2 separate regions of the Homo sapiens genome follow, and region 1 is linked to region 2. The links are chromatin loops, found by intact Hi-C in ENCODE. Cell type or tissue: MCF 10A. All regions are shown on one strand. Each heading gives the region's core, and the rest is flanking DNA. Links, peaks and the distances in the headings are about the cores only.

What was found. A loop is a pair of places that touch in the nucleus more often than their neighbours do. Peaks named below come from ENCODE experiments on the same cell type or tissue, not always from the same donor. Only the 100,000 strongest peaks of a DNase experiment are listed, where the experiment ranks them.
Region 1: it touches region 2 in a loop (2.3-fold over the local background); 1 of 110 quality-filtered maps calls a loop at or near these places.

The regions. Positions count from the first base shown.
Region 1 is chr3:3,994,517-4,001,031 of GRCh38, reverse strand. No RefSeq gene overlaps it. Among named protein-coding and RNA genes, the nearest start is that of LRRN1, 200 kb to the right of the region's middle. In MCF 10A, for the core only: a CTCF peak has its summit at 2,674 (motif pointing right); a DNase peak (open chromatin) is centred at 2,671.
Region 2 is chr3:3,814,954-3,821,468 of GRCh38, reverse strand. All of the region lies in intron 1 of LRRN1 (leucine rich repeat neuronal 1), which reads right to left. Among named protein-coding and RNA genes, the nearest start is that of LRRN1, 19 kb to the right of the region's middle. In MCF 10A, for the core only: no CTCF peak of the experiment used is centred there; a DNase peak (open chromatin) is centred at 3,398.

The sequences.
Region 1 (6,515 bases), core at 1,497-3,996, 180 kb before region 2:
TCTCATTATGTGAAAACTCCAGAGTCCTAGGTGTGTTTCTTCCAAGAGCCTAATTAATTCAGGCTGCTAAGGCTGCCACATGGACTCTGGTTTAAAGACTAGGCTATTTGGTGAGCAATTCTAAGTCCTATTTTGGAACACTAAGGTCATATACCTTTGGAATGCCAAATTACAAGATGCTTTGAAGGAACTTTTAGGGTAAATCACAATCTCATCCGTGTGCATCTGCAGTTAAGGTTTATAAAGAGAAGTTTGGTTCCTGATTTTCAGTAGCAGTATCATTAGTTTTTTAAAAACTACAGGAAATTTTACATGTATTTTGCCTCACAAATACCAACAATTAGGTCAGAATTCAGAAAAGTGGATTCTGTTTGCATAGAATTACATTAATTCTGCATTCTCTCATAGCAAAGTTGAAAGAGAGGATTAATCACTTATTCATGCAAAACCAATTCACATGAATCATTTATTTATCTTGTTCTGGTAATTTTGCAGAGCTCATTTTTACATGCCTCAGGTTGCAGATAAAGTGAAAACTCAGAGGGTGATTTACCCTCCACAATAAAGACCTGATGGCCGTGTAAACAGCATGCTTCCTATAGGAAATCAATAGGTAACCATGGAAATGACTCCACAATGGGAAATTCTATTTCTTTATGAACAAATCATCAAAAAGATCAATTGTAAGATGAAAAGGCTTTGCCTGTGCCCTATCTTTCGCAAAGGCTTTTGGTCTATGTAAAGAAGAAAATATGTGCCTTGGTGACAGTAAAGAATTATCTTAAAGCTGTATTGAGAATGAACATCACTTGTTACTTTATAAAGTTTGGGCTGAAATGTCTTGTCCTCCATTCCTGGAGGCCTAGCTAAGAAACTTATATCTAATGGCAAGAAGAATGTTCCAGAATACAGGATGCTTGAATTCTTGATCCAGCTTAATTTCTTTCTTTTTTTTAGGAAAAAAACAAGACAAAACAAAAAAACAAGGGTAATAATATCCAACGCCAAAGAGCCTTTGATAATTAAATAAGATAATAGTTGGTAAAGAATATAGTACAGTGCCCAGCACAGAGCAAGTGGAAAATGCTATTAACAGCCACTTGTACAGTGATGATAATTGCCCAAACAATATTAATCCCACTAGTAAAGGGTTTTCACATTACAGGTATTTTTTTTAAAACTTTCATCTTAGGTTCGGGGTACATGTGAAGGTTTGTTACATAGGTAAAGTCATGTTATGGGGGTTTATTATACAGATTATTTCATCACCCAGGAATTAAACCCAGTACCCAATAATTATCTTTTCTGCTCCTCTCCCTCCTCCCACCTTTCCCACTCAACTAGACCCCAGTGTCTGATGTTTCCTTCTTTGTGTTCATAAGTTCTTATCATTTAGCTCCCACTTATAAGTGAGAATATGCAGTATTTGGTTTTTTGTTCCTGCATTCATTTGCTGAGGATAATAGCCTCCAGCTCCATCCATGTTCCTGCAAAAGACAAGATTTCATTTTTTATGGCTGTATAGTATTCCATGGTGTATATGTACCACAATTTCTTTATCCAATCTGTCACTGATGGGCATTTAGATTGATTTCATGTCTTTGCTATTGTGAACAGTGCCACAGTGAACATTTGTGTGCATGTGTCTATATGGTAGAGTGCTTTATATCCCTCTGGGTATATACCCAGTAATAGGATTGACCCAGGCTAATTTCCAGCAGCAATGAGATCTTTTTTTTTTTTTTTTTTTCTTTTTGGGATGGAGTCTCGCTCTGTCGCCCAGGCCGGACTGCGGACTGCAGTGGCGCAATCTCGGCTCACTGCAAGCTCCGCTTCCCGGGTTCACGCCATTCTCCTGCCTCAGCCTCCCCAGTAGCTGGGACTACAGGCGCCCGCCACCGCGCCCGGCTAATTTTTTGTATTTTTAGTAGAGACGGGGTTTCACCTTGTTAGCCAGGATGGTCTCGATCTCCTGACCTCATGATCCACCCGCCTCGGCCTCCCAAAGTGCTGGGATTACAGGCGTGAGCCACCGCGCCTGGCCAGCAATGAGATCTTTAACAAGCAATTTCGTCTCAGTGGGCCTTGATTTCCTTATCTGTAAAGTGATCAGACGAGCCTAGGGATGGCAGTCTAATTTAGCCCATGGACAGATGGATGTTGCACGTATAGCATTATCTCACTTTCTCTTACTTGGAAGACATTACTAATCAATTGTAATCTTCTTTGTCACTGAGCTTGAACAGAGTCTCAAAATCCTTATTTACACATTTCTCCAGGCAGCTGCTGCCTATGGATCAGAGTTGTCATATGTAAAACATCCATTTACCTCTATGTGACCTTTAAGTTTTATTTAGCCCTGACATTACAAGAATCTGAAAACAAGCTTTAAGTACTGAATATTCATGTCTATTCAGCTAGTCTTAAGCAGACAATCCAACTAACAAGGATAGCACCAACAATAAACAATTATGATATTGTCTTTATTAAGCCAAATAAACTGTTTGATCTCATTAATGTCAAAATATTTATTTCAATGCTAAAGTTACTACTGAACCACTGACTGATAATAATGAAATGGTGTTTGTAGCACTCTGCTGCTGTTCACTTATCAGCTTAAGACACACAAGTAGCAAATCTGATTGCCGTTTTCATGCTTGCTCTTTTTTCAACAGTAGAGGGCAGCACAGCTATTTTTAAGTGTCGTCTTTGCGAGCCATTTGTGTGTGCCCACAGGCATTCTATACAATGGGTGCAAAGATGTGAGCTGTGGTGGGTTGCCATAGAAGAGTATGTTCACATGACAAAATAGCCTGCTTAATCAGATCTCTTGGATTGTGGTGTGGAATTTTCCTCTTTAGGCTTTCAGAAATTACCATTACCCTGTTAGTATTTACATGTTTCAGCATTTCATATTGATCCTTTTAATTTTGTTCTTTCTGTTGTTCTTTTCTTCCTGTTGTTACTTGTCTCACTTTAGAGGCAGTGTTATGTAGGTGAAAATATCACAGCTTTTGGCTTCTGAAGGTGTAGACTCTAATCCCAGCTCTCTTGCTAGCTCTGTGACTGAGCTGATCAGAATCTCAGAGCCTCAAGATTCTTTTTTAAAACAGATACAGAAATACACAATTGAGAGTTTTTAGCATGAAGTGGTGTTGAATTTTATCGAAGGCCTTTTCTATATCTATTGAGATGTGGTTTTTGTCATTGATTCTGTTTATGTGACGGATTGCATCCCAGGGATGAAGCCGACTTGACTGTGGTGGAGAAGCTTTTTGATGTGCTGCTGGATTCGGTTTGCCAGCATTTTATTGAGTATTTTCACATCAACGTTCATCAGGGATATTGGCCTAAAATTCTCTTTTTTTGTTTTGTCTCTGCTAGGTTTTGGTATCAGGATGATGCTGACCTCATAAAATGAGTTAAGGAGGAGTCCCTCTTACTCTATTCTTCGGAATAGTTTCAGAAGGAACGGTACCAGCTCCTCTTTGTACCTCTAGTAGAATCTGGCTGTGAATCTGTCTGGTCAGGCTTTTTTTGGTTGGTAGGCTATTAATTATTGCCTCAATTTCAGAACTTGTTATTGTTCTATTCAGGGATTTGACTTCTTCCTGGTTTAGTATTGGGAGGGTGTATGTGTCCAGGAATTTATCCATTTCTTCTAGATTTTCTAGTTTATTTGTGTAGAGGTGTTAATAGTATTCTCTGATGGTAGTTTGCATTTCTGTGGGATCAGTGGTGATATCCCCTTTATCATTTTTTATTGTGTCTATTCAATTCTTCTCTCTTTTCTTCTTTATTAGTCTGGCTAGCCATCTATCTATTTTGTTAATCTTTTCAAAAAGCCAGCTGCTGGATTCATTGATTTTTTGAAGGTTTTTTTTTTTTGTGTGTATCTCTATCTCCTTCAGTTCTACTCTGATGTTAGTTATTTCTTGTCTTCTGCTAGCTTTTGAATTTGTTTGCCCTTGCTTTTGTAGTTCTTTTAATTGTGATGTTAGGGTGTCGATTTTAGATCTTCCCTGCTTTCTCCTGTGGGCATTTAGTGCTATAAATTTCCCTCTAAACACTGCTTTAGCTGTGTCCCAGAGATTCTGGTATGTTGTGTCTTTGTTCTCATTGGTTTCAAATAACTTATTTATTTCTACTTTAATTTTGTTATTTATCCAGTAGTCATTCAGGAGCAGGTTGTTCAGTTTCCATGTAGTTGTGTGGTTTTGAGTGAGTTTCTTAATCCTGAGTTCTAATTTGATTGTTGCATTGTGGTCTGAGAGACTGTTTGTTATGAATTCCGTTCTTTTGCATTTGCTGAGGAATGTTTTACTTCCAATTATGAGGTCAATTTTAGAATAAGTGCAAAATGGTGCTGAGAAGAATGTATATTCTGTTGATTTGGGGTGGAGAGTTCTGTAGATGTCTATAAGGTCTGCTTGGTCCTGAACAGAGTTCAAATCCTGAATATCCTTGTACATTTTCTGTCTCATTGATCTGTCTAATGTTGACAGTGTGATGTTAAAGGTATTGATGGAACGTATCTCAAAGTAATAAAAGCTATTTATGAAAAACCCAAAGCCAATATCACACTGAATGGGCAAAAGCTGGAAGCATTCCCTTTGAAAACCGGCATGAGACAAGGATGCCCTCTCTCACCACTCCTATTCAACATAGTATTGGAAGTTCTGGCCAGGGCAATCAGGCAAGAGAAGGAAAGGGTATTCATATAGGAAGAGAAGAAGTCAAATTGCCTCTGTTTGCAGATGACATGATTGTATATTTAGAAAACCCCATCATCTCGGCCTCAAATCTCCTTAAGCTGATAAGCAACTTCAGCAAAGTCTCAAGATGCAAAATCAATGTGCAAAATCACAAGCATTCCTATATACAAATAATAGACAAAAAGGAAGCCAAATCATGAGTGAACTCCCATTTACAATTGCTACAAAAAGAATAAAATACCTAGGAATACAACTTACAAGGGATGTGAAGGACCTCTTCAAGGAGAACTACAAACCACTGCTCAAGGAAATAAGAGAGGATACAAACAAATGGAAAAACATTCCATGCTCATGGATAGGAAGAATCAATATTGTGAAAATGGCCATACTGCCCAAAGTAATTTATAGATTCAGTGCTATCCCTATCAAGCTACCATTGACTTTACTCACAGAATTATAAAAAAACTACTTTAAATTTCACATGGAACCAAAACAGAGCTCCTATAGCCAAACAATCCTAAGCAAAAGGAACAAAGCTGAAGGCATCACGCTTTCTGGCTTCAAACTATACTACAAGACTACAGTAACCAAAACAGCATGGTACTGATACCAAAACAGATTTATAGGCTGATGGAACAGAACAGAGGCCTCAGAAATAACACCGCACATCTACAACCATCTGATCTTTGATAAACCTGACAAAACAAGCAATGAGGAAAGGAATCCCTATTTAATAAATGGTGTTGGGAAAACTGGTTAGCCATATGCAGAAAACTGAAACTGGACCCCTTCCTTACACCTTATACAAAAATTAGCTCAAGATGGATTAAAGACTTAAATGTAACACATAAAACCATAAAAACTCTAGAAGAAAACCTAGGCAATACCATTCAGGACATAGGCATTCGCAAAGACTTCATGACTAAAACACCAAAAGCAATGGCAACAAAAGCCATAATTGATAAATGGGATCTAATTAAACTAAAGAGCTTCTGCACAGCAAAAGAAAATATCATCAGAGTGAACAGGCAACCTACAGAATGGTGGAAGCAATCTATCCATCTGACAAAGGGCTAATATCCAGAATCTACAAGGAACTTAAAGAAATTTACAAGAAAAAAACAACCCCATCAAAAAGTGGGTGAAGGATATGAACAGACACTTCTCAAAAGAAGACATTTATGTGGCCAACAAATACATGAAAAAAAGCTCATCATCACTGGTCATTAGAGAAATGCAAATCAAAACCATAATGAGATACCATCTCATGCCAGTTGCAATGGTGATCATTAAAAAGTCAGGAAACAACAGATACTGGAGAGGATGTAGAGAAATAGGAGCACTTTTACACTGTTGGTGGGAGTGTCAATTAGTTCAACCATTGTGGAGGACAATGTGGCAATTCCTCAAGGATCTAGAACCAGAAATACCATTTGACCCAGCAATCCCATTACTGGGAATATACCCAAAGGCTTATAAATCATTCTACTGTAAAGACACATGCACATGTATGTTTACTGCAGCACTGTTCACAATAGCAAAGACTTGGAACCAACCCAAATGCCCATCAATGATAGACTGGATAAAGAAAATGTGGCATTATATATACCATGGAATACTATGCAGCCATGAAAAAGGATGAGTTCATGTCCTTTGCAGGGACATGGATGAAGCTGGAAACCATCATTCGCAGCAAACTAACACAGGAACAGAAAACCAAACACCACAAGTTCTCACTCATAAGTGGGAGCTGAACTATGAGAACACATGGATACAGGGAAGGGAACATTACACACTGGG
Region 2 (6,515 bases), core at 2,226-4,725:
AAAAAAAAGAAAAGGTACATGTCAAAAGGGAGGAGTAAAGAGATAGGTGGATCTTTGGGAGGGAGGAATGAGAGTTACTAATTTGTGTTTGCTCTATTAGCACTATCTAATGCAACTTCAGAAATATTCAGTCTGCACTGCCTAGCATGGTAGCTCCTGAGTGGCTACTGAGCAAGTGAAACGTAGCTGGTGGGAATGAGAAATGGAGGTTTCACATTTTATTTCAATTGACTGGAATTACATTTAAATAGCCAGATGTAACCAGTGGCCACCACACTAGGCATGCACAGCCCTATATCTCCAAACTTAGTTGTTCATGAATCTGGAGATCGTTTTAAGGGAATGCACATTCTCATGCCTCATGGAGATTTTGATTCAGTAAGTCTGGGATGGGGTCTGGGAATATCTGTATATTTTTTAAAGCACCAGAGTCCTGTCATGCAGACCACGTTTAAAAAGATTCCAGCCTTAGTCTGGCTCTGACCTGCCACCACTCACAGGCTCAGAGGATCCAGCAGGCATGTCAGCTGGGGCCTGGTAACTGCAAAGACAGAGGTAGCCATGGCTTTGCTCTAAGCCACACTGTTTCATTCTTCCAGTCACTCATCAGAGTGTTCTCAGAGGTGACTCAAACTCTTGAAGTCCAAGGTTATGTTTTATTCATCCTGGTAGGTACTGCACTTAACACAGTGACTAGCCTGCAAGTGTTCAATGAAACAACAACCAGAGTACATCACAAAGTATATTTAGACCTTTCTTCATTTATTGCATTTCTCTCGCTATACCTGCGAGAACAAAGCCTGTCTGAAACAGGTGTATGGACTCGTAAAGTTCATGTAATTTGAATCCAGAAGGAAATACATAAGAATTCTTTTACCTAAACCCTTAGGATGGAAGCAAGCAAAGGTTTCCATCAGAATAGATCTCCTCTTTTCAAGTATCAGAGTACACCATTGCTCTCCTTATTTATTGTATTTGAATAAATGAAGAGCGGTTTACATAGAAAATAACTTAAACAAAAAATGTTCAGCCCTGTATGAAAGGCCATGACTCCCACCATATTCCCTAAAGAAAAGGCTGAATGAAACTTTTTAGAAATTAAGAGCTTTTGATGGCAAATTTGCTAGACAGGGCCTAGTAGAATGCTAGCCCTAGAGCAGGTACTCGAAAATGACTGTTGAATGCACAAATATGCCTTTTAGGTGTTTTGTACTTTAGGCATTTTAGTTACTTCCTATTAAAAATATATGTCATTTCTAGATCACATTCTTGGACAATGTAATTACAGAACATATGAAGTAAAAGTAATTCTAAAAACTAGCAGGGCAAATTAATATTATTGTGAGAAAGGTAGACATGGTTTTTGAGAACTCAGGAAATTATCTCTAGATTTTCCAACAACAACAACAACAACAAAAGAGAATGGGAAAACAGGATCCCTGGGAAGGCAGCTCTTTAGAATACGAGAATGAGCATAGGCTTCGGAGTCAACAGATTTGAGATTAAAATCCAGCTCCACACATGATACTTTTCTAGTCTCTGTGTCTTCCTTTGAGAGTAGTGTCAGCATCCTTTCCTCATGTGGTTGTCAAAAAGATGAAATGAGTTAATATGCACAAAATGCCTACACCATTTACCATCAGTGTATCCCATGATCTGGGTCAAAATGCTTGTTAGTTACGGATTGTGGATTCAAAAAAAGAGATGTTGAAGTCCCAATCCCAAGGACCTCAGAATGTGGCCCTTTTTTGGAAACAGGGTCATTGCAGATACAATTCGTTTAGATGAGGAGTAGACTACTGGAGTAGGCTATAGGCTAGGCCCCTAATCCAATATGACTGGTGTCCTTTAAAGACGAGGGAAAATGATGTGAAGACAGGGACACACAGCAAAAACACCATGTGACAATGAAGGCAGAGACTGGAGTTCCACAGCTGTAAACAAAGGAATGCCAAAGTTTGCCAGCAAACCCCCAGAAGCTAAGAGGCAAGGACTTATTCTCTTACAGGTTTCAGAGGGAGCATGGCCCTGTTGACACCTTGATGCTTTCATCTTGGACTTCTAGCCTACAGAACTGTGAAATAATAAATTTCTGTTGTTTTAAGCCACCTAGTTTGTGGTACATTGCCACGGCAGCCCTAGTAAACTAAAGAAGTGTAAGATTTTAAAGTAGTTAATATTGGGTTGAGCACATTGGCTCACACCTGTAATTCCAGTGCTTTGGGAAGCTGAGGCAGGAGGCTTGCTTGAGCCCAGGAGTTCAAGACCAGCCTGCTAACATAGCGAGATCCCATCCCTACAAAAAATACAAAAATTAGCCAGGCATGGCGGTGTGTGCCTATAGTCCTACCTACTTAGGAGGCTGAAGCAGGAGGACTGCCAGGAGTTCAAGGCTGCAAGTGAGCTGTGATCACCCCACTGCCTTCTAGTCTGGGTGAAAGAGTGAGACTCTTGTCTCAAAAAAAATAAAAGTAAAGTAGTTAATTAATATGTGTATTAACTGCCATCTAAATTATTTTTATATGAATGCTTATTTTATCAAATACTTAGAGTCCTGACTTTCCTTACCCTACTTCTCCCCATTGTACTCTTACTACACACAACTGATTATGAAAAGAGTTTGCTTTCTACTGTTGCCTGTATATCCTACAGATAGGGAGACAGAGGTACCTGTTCCTTAACTTTAAAAGCTGTGGTAAGCTCTATGATCTTTATAACTTCTTCTAGGACCCAGCAGGCTAAACTTATAATTATTCAAGAAATACCTTAGCTCTGTGCCAAAATCATTTTCCTCCCATGTTTTGAAAGTCACACACCAGATACAGTTTGAAGAATCTCGAGCCTTTAGTCTTTCACAGCCCTTTTAAACCCAAGATTCTATGACAGGCAAAGAAAGTAGGACGACGGGAAAAATTTTTTTCTGTTTAAATCACTTGTAAGATCAAGAAAGTTGTTTTTTTCTTTTTAAGAAATAGACTATTTGCATAGCTGGAATCATGAAAGTGGCAATTTAACATTATTGAATTGAGAAACTGACAGAAGGCCCAGCACAGAACAAAACATCAACCAACAACTGGGCTGTTTTTATTGCTCCTTTTCAGCACCAGCAAGTGTAGTTATTAAAAACTACCATGAAATCAATTAATTTTAGTCTTTTACAGATTATTTTAATTCTCTCCCTGTAATATGTCTATATGAAATAATTGCTTTGTAATTAGCTGCATGATTAAATGTTAAATGCCAAATCTTTACTTTGGCAGGCTTAATATGCCTGGAAGGCCCAGTTGCATTACTTCTGTTTAAGTCTTTCACAGTATAGCACTGGGTATTCTCACTTCGGACAGATTTCGCCATGCCCTGTTAGTAAGTGTTGCATAAGGAACTGGTTGCTACAATGGTTCCGGATTGTACATTCAACACTACACATACACCAGTGAAAAAATAGACTCGTCACTGTGGGCACTGAAAGTGCCAACATGTAGGCGGCTAATACTGAGCCATAGATTTTTGGATGCTGATCAAGTCAAGCAATTCCATTAGACTACATCAGATTTGCTTTTCTCCCAGACTGAATTAAGTTTAGTTTGTAATGGTGAGGATAATTCTCCTCATCAAGAAAATGGCTAACATTTTCACATTCATTTCAGAACATTTATTGCATTTTTCTCTGCTCATCTAGAGCTCTGCGCTGTCTTTTGTTATATTTTTTAAACCAGTAGTAATCTGTACTAATTATCTGACATTTTAACAACATTTTTATTTAAAAAAAAAAAAAACTAACATCCAATGTCCTTAAGACGGGAGCCTTTAGCTCTGATCTAGTGATATTTCTCTAAAGAGCCTGACTGCTTAGGGCTTCCTAATTAGAAGACGAAGTGCTGTTTAAACTTTAGACTAAGAAAATGTCAAGAACATATCCCTTCCACATTAAAATGTTCCTTTAAAATTTGAAGGCAGATGTACAGAAGTGTGCATACATTTAACATAGAAGTTCCCGCTAGTCAAGGTTAAAGACAGCAGTGTTTGGGTGAATGAGACAGTACTTGTCCTTTGACTTGATAGAACTCAACCACATTGAATGCCATCTTTTTTTAAAGAAGCAAAGTAACGCCATCTGCCCCTGAACTCTTAAAATAAACTTGATTTCAAATTCCTTTTCTAAACTATTTTTTATGACTATTTCTAATAAGGACTTAAAGAACTAGACATTTTTAATCGCCGCAAGAAAATGAAGTAGAGGTGTGCCTGCTTGTTGAAACCTTTCCTCTGAAAGCTTGGGGGCCACAGTGAGTCTTTAAGGAAGTGGCCAAAGACAGGGATGGGGAGCAGAATACAAAACAGAAACTGTGAAAGGTGCTTTACTTACATTCTTACAACACTGGGACAGAACATCAGTTTTCCAGCTTATAGATGGCAGGTGGTGGGGCTTCTCGGCCTCCATAATCACGTAGGCTAATTCCTGTAATAAATCTCTCTATCGTATCTTATCTATCTTATCAATCAATCAATCAATCACCCATCCTATTCATTCTCTTTCTCTGGCAAATCATGACTAATTCAAGTAATGTCACAATTCCCGCAGCTATAAGTGAACCAGCTGAAGTTAAAGTCAAGTTCGTTGCACAGGGCCTTTCTGTGATACCACCTGCCTTAATTGTCTTATTGGACCCCAAGAGTACATTGCAGCCTTCTTTTAGACACGTAGAAGAAAGCTAACTTGTAGAGCGAAACCTTGGTTAACTAGAGCATTAGGCTCAGGGAATGTGCAAATTTAATTTTCTGTTTGACTGAAGGTTTCCTAGAAAGCTTTTATAGTTTCAAATTGTAATACCTATATTTTTGCCTTTAATAAGGGTGGTTATATATTTTTTACTAAGACATAGTTTTCTTCAAGGCCCTAATAATGAACTCATATTGGAATATTTTTTTTTCTTAATTGAAAGCCCTGGTTAAATTATTTTCTTCCAATCTTCCCTTTTCTTCTAAAAGTGGACTGAGGGTGGAGGGGATCTAGTTAATTAGGATTTCTGTTAATCAGGTTTTTTAATTGTTTTGGTAAATTAAAATCAGGTGAAAGTTACATCCCTGAATTTGAAAGAGTTTCTTATTGTAGATTTTCCTTGATGCCAATGTGTTCCCCTATCTTAGTATGCATTTGAAACTAATGGTCCAATACTCAAAGTGCTCAGATCATCGATGACCTGGAAACCATAAATCCACCAGTGCACATTAGTGGATGGTCCTTAATTACACAGTCTAGGCTTGTGTAATCATATGGTGCAAAGGAACAGCTGAGAACATTAAAATGCATTATAAATCATAGTGCATTCTATAATAGCTCTTCAACTAATATGTTCATTATTAAAAGTAAAAAGAATAATTTTAGTTGAATATCCATATTGTCCTTCATAACCATTAAAATACAAAAGAATCCAATGCTATGATAAGATCATCTTTATTGGCTTACCTCCTATTTTTCTAATAGAAATTGTAGTTGCATTTTGAACTTTCAATATAGAAATTTTTTATATGAAGCAAAATTAAAGTTATCTCTTAGACTAAGAAAGGGTTATTTCTTAATAAAATAAATTTTAGAGTAAATTGCAGTGCAATCATATATGTCTAGGATGAACATGTACCTTAAAAATTTCTGTAGAGTTTTTGATTTAAGGGGACATAAACTATAGAATATTCAAATGGTTATAATAGTGAGGAAATACATTTTAATGGTGGTTTATTATTACTTCAAATTACATTTAATTGAGGATAATGAAGACATGGTTTGAAAACAAGATCAGAAAATGAGAATTATTTTATTGGAGAATTAAGCAACATTAAGTAGTATGCTATGCTTCAGCAACTTAGCACAAAATGTGAGCAAGTAGTTAGTTTATTTTCACTTCAGCGTTTTCAAGTCTCAAAAATCCAGCTAGTACCTATGTTGGCACTCACCAAAAAATTCTGGGTACACAAATATTACCATCAACATGTGGCTAGTAAGTAGGTTTCTGTACCATTCCAAATGCCCACAGGAATGATAGAAATGAATTAGAATAGTTTATTGAGCAACTCTTCTGTGTAAGGCACTGAGGGCAGTGGCAGGGGAGGTGGGGAGCTGTACACAAAGCAGTGGTATTCTGAGTCAGTTGTGAGCATTTCTTTCCAAATCTGAGTTCAGAGACATCACACTGGTAGCTTAAAATTGGTCACAAAAAGGAGGGCTTACCTTTTTGGAGAGCCAGTTGTTAAACATTTACACTGGTGTAAAGGCGTCAGGGCAGCAGACTTGGAATAGGGGACAGAATAGGAATGCTTTCATTTTGAATGGGATTTTGGTTATGCCACAGTAGCTATGGAAATCAAGACAGGAAGGTAGGATGGTTCCTAGATATGGAGGGCCTTTATGCTTCACTAAGGAGTTTTCTCTGATTTCTCATCCTTGTCAGAGACTTAGAAGAAAACAGATGGTACATTAAAAAGGGAATGAATACAGAAAAGTTTTAAAAAGGGACCAT